2 separate regions of the Homo sapiens genome follow, and region 1 is linked to region 2. Evidence: chromatin contacts called from ENCODE Hi-C or POLR2A ChIA-PET data. All regions are on one chromosome and are shown on one strand. Each heading gives the region's core, a stretch centred on a gene start or an enhancer-like site at or near the end of the contact. The rest is flanking DNA. Distances are from core to core; before and after follow the strand shown.

Region 1 (2,877 bases), core at 345-2,844, 220 kb after region 2:
CAATGCAACTGCTGCAGACACGAGAATTCATTCAGTCACCTTTTCACAGAAGGCTCTCCCTGTGTTGGTCAGTCTGGTCTCAAACTTCTGGGCTCAAATGATCCTCTTGTCTCAGACTCCCAAAGTGTCGGGATTACAAGTGTGAACCACTGTATCTGGTCTCAGCTGCTATTTATCTCCTGGAAAAATAAGAACGTTGGCCAGGCACGATGGCATACACCTGTAATCCCAGCTAAGCAGGCAACTGAGGTGGGAGGATCGCTTGATGCCAGGAGTTTAAGACCAGCCTGGGCAACATAGTGAGACCCTGTCTCTAAAAAATAAATAGATAATAAAAATAAAAATTTAAAAATTAAAAAGTTAGCCGGGTGTGGTGGCATATACCTGTAGTCCCAGCTACTCAGGATGCTGAAGTGGGAGGATCACTTGAGCCCAGAAATCCGAGGCTACAATGATCTATGGCTATGCCATTGCACTCATGCCTGGGTGACAGAGACTATCTCCTTTTGTGGGGAAAAAAAAAAAAAAAAAAAAGGAGCATGTCCATATTGTGTGCCTCGTGCCTTCTGAAGAGGAACTCAGGGAGCAGACAGAGGGCTCACACTCATGTTGGGGAAGGCAGGCAACAGACAAGACCATAGCCACACTAAAAGCCATGAAGAAAATAAACAGTGTGATTAATGTGAGTTGAAGGCTTCCCTCACAACCACTGGGCCAGATGAGGTGGTCACTTCAACCCCGGAGCCCTGAGAGAACCCGGGGAGGTAATACATCTGGAGCAAGAAGCAGTGCAAGCTTGTCCAACCCATGGCCCTCGGGCCACATGCAACCCAACACAAATTCGTAAACTTTCTTAAAACATTATGAGATTTTTTTTTAAGCTCATTGGCTATCATCAGTGTTAGTGTATTTTATGTGCAGCCCAAGACAATCCTTCTTCCAATGTGGCTCAGAGAAGCCAAAAGATTGGACACCCCGATCTAGAGCAAGTTGCATGATACCCTGCCTCCCCTTCAGGGCAGCTGGCTCCTCGTGAGCCAATGAGGGGTGCTAGACAGGGCCAATGGGAAACTACGATCACGAGAACTGTCCCAGCAGCCAGCTGCAAAGGCGCAGACACCATCTGGACAAGGAACCTGTCTGTGGCCTGAAGCCCGGCAAGCAGGCCAAGGGGCACCAGGGCCCTGGTGGGCAAGGCTCCAGGCCCAGGCCAGATCTCCGTCTGCACACGTTCCAATACATCTCCTCTTCTGGGGCCGCGAGCCTTCAGCATCCAAGCCAGGTAAGGGGCAGGGACTCTACCCAGGTGTGTGCTGGAGCCTGCTCACGCCAGCTTTACTGAGAGAGCAAGCCCGTGGTGACACTTTCAGGAATCAAAGGAGCCATTACTAACAATTACATTATATAAGCTTACAATAAGTTGTGATAAGAACAAAGGAGGAAGTTTTCAGTACTGTGTACTCAAAACTCATCACTTCCTACTTATTTTACCAAACTTAGTACTATCTAGGTTTCTGAGGTTATTCATGACTACTGTATGGGCATGGAGGACATGGTGTGCTACTGAGTCTCTTTCCCAACCTCACATTCAGTGATCTCATGTTAGTGGCTTGAAGCCAGCCATGGTGAGAGTATTTCCACCACAGAAATCAGTAAACACTATAAATCAGGGCTTGATTTTATGGGCTCCAAACTAGAAATCTGCAAACTCCTGGGCCATTCCATAACACTGTCTGTTTTTGTAAATGAAGATTTTACTTTTTTCATTTTACATGCTGTTTATTGAGGTAAAATTCACATTGACATAAATTAACCACATCAAGTTTTACTGGAACACAGTCACGCTCATTCACTCACATACTGTCTCTGGCTGCTTTTGTGCTACAAAGATAGCAGTACAACAGAAGCTCTACGGCCATATGGCCTGCAAAGATGAAAATATTTACTATCTGGCCCTTTACAAAAAGTTAGCCAACTCCTGGGGTTTAGACTTAAGAAAGTGATGGAGAAAATGTTAATAATGCAATTAAACTTAAAAAGCGTGTCATGCCTGAAGTCATTACATTGGGAACAGGACAATTGAGAAAATATTCTTATAGTACAGGTATTTGAAAACTATTATCTAATTCAGCAAAGACATCACTTGACTCATTAATACAAAGATATCGACCAGGCTGGTGCAGCGGCTCACACATGTGATCCCAGCACTTTGGGAGGCTGAGGCAGGTGGGTCACTTGAGGCCAGGAGTTCAAGACCAGCCTGGCCAAAATGCAGAAACCCTGTCTCTACTAAAAATACAAAAATTAGCCGGGTATGGTGGTGCACACCTATAGTCGCAGCTGCTTAGGGGGCAGCATGAGAATCACTTGAATCCGGGAGGTGGAGGTTGCAGCGAGCGGAGATTGCACCACCGGACTCCAGTCTGGGTGACAGAGCGAGACTCCGTCTCAAAAAAAAAAAAAAAAAAAAAAAAAAGAGAGAGAATAAGATATTAACCAAAGTCATGTCAAAACCAATCAGAAGCTGATACAAAAGCTCAGCAAAAATCAACGGAAGCAGCTGGTGAGAAGCAATTGGCTATATGGAACTGACAACAGTGTTGTATATTTCATTATTATTTGCAAATTATATGCCACCCATCCTTTATACTAGTAAAACTCATAAACTTACATGCATATTTACATATGTATATGTATGGATTTCTTTTCTTTTTCCTGAGAGCTGGTTGTCAAATTTTCACCAGCACACCACTGTCTATACCTTAGTATATGCCTTATGTAAATTAGAGCTTCATTATTTTGAAGTGCTTGAAATAGAGTCTGAATGAAACTAAAGTCCATTTGCATTATTGTATTTCAACATTACATATAAATGAA
Region 2 (2,949 bases), core at 314-2,813:
ATCTCTATTTTTAGAAAGGTTTCAGTAAAGCTGTCAGGGGCTCTCTGGGCTCGGCAAGAGTGAAGTGTGCTTAAAATAAAAGGAAGACAGAAAAAGCTACTATGAAAACCAGCTCTAAGAGAAACACGTTTGAGTTCACCAGTTGAAGAACTGGTTCAAAACAGAAGACTGAATTTGTAAACAGCAGCCCTAAATATCAATGCACAGCTTTAAACAATTGAGAAGTTGCTAAAAATGGGCTGACGACTAACCCAGTATTTCACAGATGGCTTTTTTTTTTTTTCAGGGCAGAAGAGGGTGAAATAAGTTGGACTCTTGTTTTTATTCTCAAATGCTCCCTGGAAACATACTTTGGGGAATCTGTTTTTAAAGTGAGCTTATGTCACATAGGCTTGATACTGTCTAGAAAAATCTCTTCAGGTGAGGGTGGGGCCTCAACTAAGAGTGCAGGCCCGAAGAGCCTCCCAAAGGAAACTTCTAGAATCAGGCTGTGGGCTGTGACTCTCCTCAGCAAAGCCACGCAGAGGTAAGGTGCTTCAATTCAGGGACTTACAAAAGGGCCTCCCTGCTCTGCTCAGATGGGGAAAAGTTGATGATGGTTTTTTTTTGTTTTTTAAAAAAACACCTTCTTGCCACTTTCATTTCCCTTAGCATTTTATTTATATCCACAATGTTGTTCTTGAAAAACAGATAGGTAACCAAAAAGGAAAAACAGAGCTGCAAGGTCAGGGTTGAGCTCAGAATGCGGCTGTACAAGTGTCATGAAGGCAGCTGATGGAACGCTGGAATCAAAACAAGATAGTATTGGAGACCCATTTTCCACAGCTCTGTCCAACTCTGTCCTGGCCCGGCACCGCCAATAGGAAGTGAGACCGGCTCTGAAATCACAGCTGCATGTGTGTGAAGAGCCCCTGGTTTCAGGGCCCAAGGACAGGCAGAGGGCGGTCATTAGATCCCGGCCCTAGCTCAGGCTCTGCTAGCTCTCCCTCCCTCTGCTCACAGTGAGAGGAGGAAGACAGATCCAGCCTCCCAAAGGAAGAGGAGTCCACTTGCGACAACCAGAAACGACCAGGACGCCTGAGGGACTGCTGCCACCGTGTGGCCAACGTTTTCTGCTTTCGGGAGATGGTTTCCCGCCTGCCCAGGAGCCTGTGCACTGGGCCCTAAATCTTCTGCCAGTCCCAAACCGTGTCACAGCGTGGCATATGAGGGATGGAGGCCTTCTCCGTGTGCTGGAAGGAGGGGGGCGCCATGCCAGGGCCTCTGGGCTCCCTCTGCCCAGGCTCATCTGTGTAAACACACACCCTGCCTCGGTCAGAAGTGGGATCTGCTGCGCCGCCAGGGCACGCACACACGCGTCTTTGAAAACCTGAACAGAATCTCAAGTGCTTCTCGGAATCTGTGTTCTGTGATCACAAGTTGCGACCGCTGCCAACCCCAAGATGCTCAGAGACTCATCTGCTCCACCAGCTGAGTGAACACGGGGCAGCCAAGGGAGACTGCCCAGTCACACTGGCACCTGGGGCACCTGGGCATGGGGCCGGTGGGGCCCCGAGGGGGCCTCATGCCTGGGGCACGCGTCTTCCAGGTACTCCCGGGGCTCCCTCCCCTCACCACCTTCAGGCTGACAGCAGCGCTCACAGGGACTGGGCCCAGCTGCTCCAGGGGACCCCCCACACCGGCCACCCCTTACCACCTGGGCCATGGGCTCCAGGAGGGGGGCTGTGTTCTGCTTGTGGCTACTGCCTCTTCCCGCAGCGTGGATAATGCCTGGGCCTCTGCAGGTGGAACTCGTGAGGAAAGCAGGCCCCTGCAGCCCCCCGAAGACAGAGCCCATCTGCCCCTGCCTGGGGGCTGCCGAGAAGGGACAGAGTGGACGCAGGTGTCAGGGACGGGACACACCTCATCTGCTTTCCTTCATTCCTGCCAAAGAAAAATGCTCCTCACTCAAACAGGGAAACATACAACTCACAAGGAAGCACAATGGTGCCGCAGCCCTGTCCTTCCCACTCACCACAGCCCCCATTTCCAACTTTCCAGCAGTTTCTTCCGGAAGGCACCTCAGTCGTAAGGGGCTTCTATTGTTGTTTTTTGACTTGTCCATTCTGGATGTTCCCTGTTGAATTCTCTATGCTACCTTAAAGATGAGCTCCAACCACACTGCCAGCGTCTGGAGAAGCCCTACAGCTGTCTGGGACCAGAGCCACAGTGAGTTCAGGTCACCGTGTGGTGAGGGCCGGACACCAACGGGTCCAGTCTGGTAACCAGCCTCGCTGCTGTCCTCCTTCAACAGTTCACTCCTCACCTGTGGATCTGTCTGCATTTATTCAAGGAGGCCGGCCCTCACTTTTCAACACCCCTTGAGAGTTCTGTCACATGGGCGACTCTGAACACTCGCTGGCCCACTTTCCCTGGACGCCTCGCACCTGCAGGCCTGCTGCCCATGGCCCTCTCGAGACGCCTGTGCCCAACGCCTTCTCAAGTTTCTACTCGGCCATGGCAATGACTTCACCGTCTGAGACCTGATGGTCGTCAGACACCAGTGGGAGCCAGGGGAGCCCAGGGCACCTATGCCACTGGGAAGGGTCAGGGCTCACCCCACGGGACTGCAGTGCATTGGATCACAGCCATGGATGCTTTCCAGACCTGACCTTGTGTTGGAAAGGTGCCGGGGAGATACATACGTGACATGAACAATTACGCCTGGCAGCCCACACCATGACAAGAGGCACAAAGACACTAGCAGAGGCGCGGGGGCTCCGTGGAGGGGCTTTACCTTGGACATCTGGCTGAAGTCGGCAAAGCCTTCAGCACTATTGAAGGACCCACTTCCGAAGGGATCTAAGGTTCCAAAGGGATCTGCAATCGGCACCAACAAAGTCAGAGTTACAGGTCTTTAAGAGAACATGCCTTCTGGGGTGGAGGGGAAATGCTAGATGGCCCCTGAAC

The links. A loop is a pair of places that touch in the nucleus more often than their neighbours do. ChIA-PET counts read pairs that join two places held with the same protein, here RNA polymerase II (POLR2A). Pooled maps may share reads with other maps.
Region 1: a loop to region 2 is called in a pooled map, with 2.9 times the contacts of the local background. The contact joins two enhancer-like sites. A Hi-C loop is called at or near these places in 1 of 50 pooled maps. POLR2A ChIA-PET finds 5 or more read pairs at or near these places in 3 of 52 experiments (B cell, activated CD4-positive, alpha-beta T cell and activated naive CD4-positive, alpha-beta T cell).

What each region holds. Positions count from the first base shown.
Region 1 is chr19:16,606,862-16,609,738 of GRCh38, forward strand. All of the region lies in intron 1 of MED26 (mediator complex subunit 26), which reads right to left. Among named protein-coding and RNA genes, the nearest start is that of MED26, 20 kb to the right of the region's middle. Within about 2 kb of position 1,595, at least 13 of the 41 ENCODE cell types and tissues checked have a DNase peak (open chromatin) inside an H3K27ac peak, as active enhancers do.
Region 2 is chr19:16,382,353-16,385,301 of GRCh38, forward strand. EPS15L1 (epidermal growth factor receptor pathway substrate 15 like 1) reads right to left here. Exons shown (of 24, transcript NM_001258374.3): 21 at 2,777-2,859. Among named protein-coding and RNA genes, the nearest start is that of KLF2, 59 kb to the left of the region's middle. RefSeq lists enhancers at 574-663, 916-1,417. Within about 2 kb of position 1,564, at least 33 of the 41 ENCODE cell types and tissues checked have a DNase peak (open chromatin) inside an H3K27ac peak, as active enhancers do.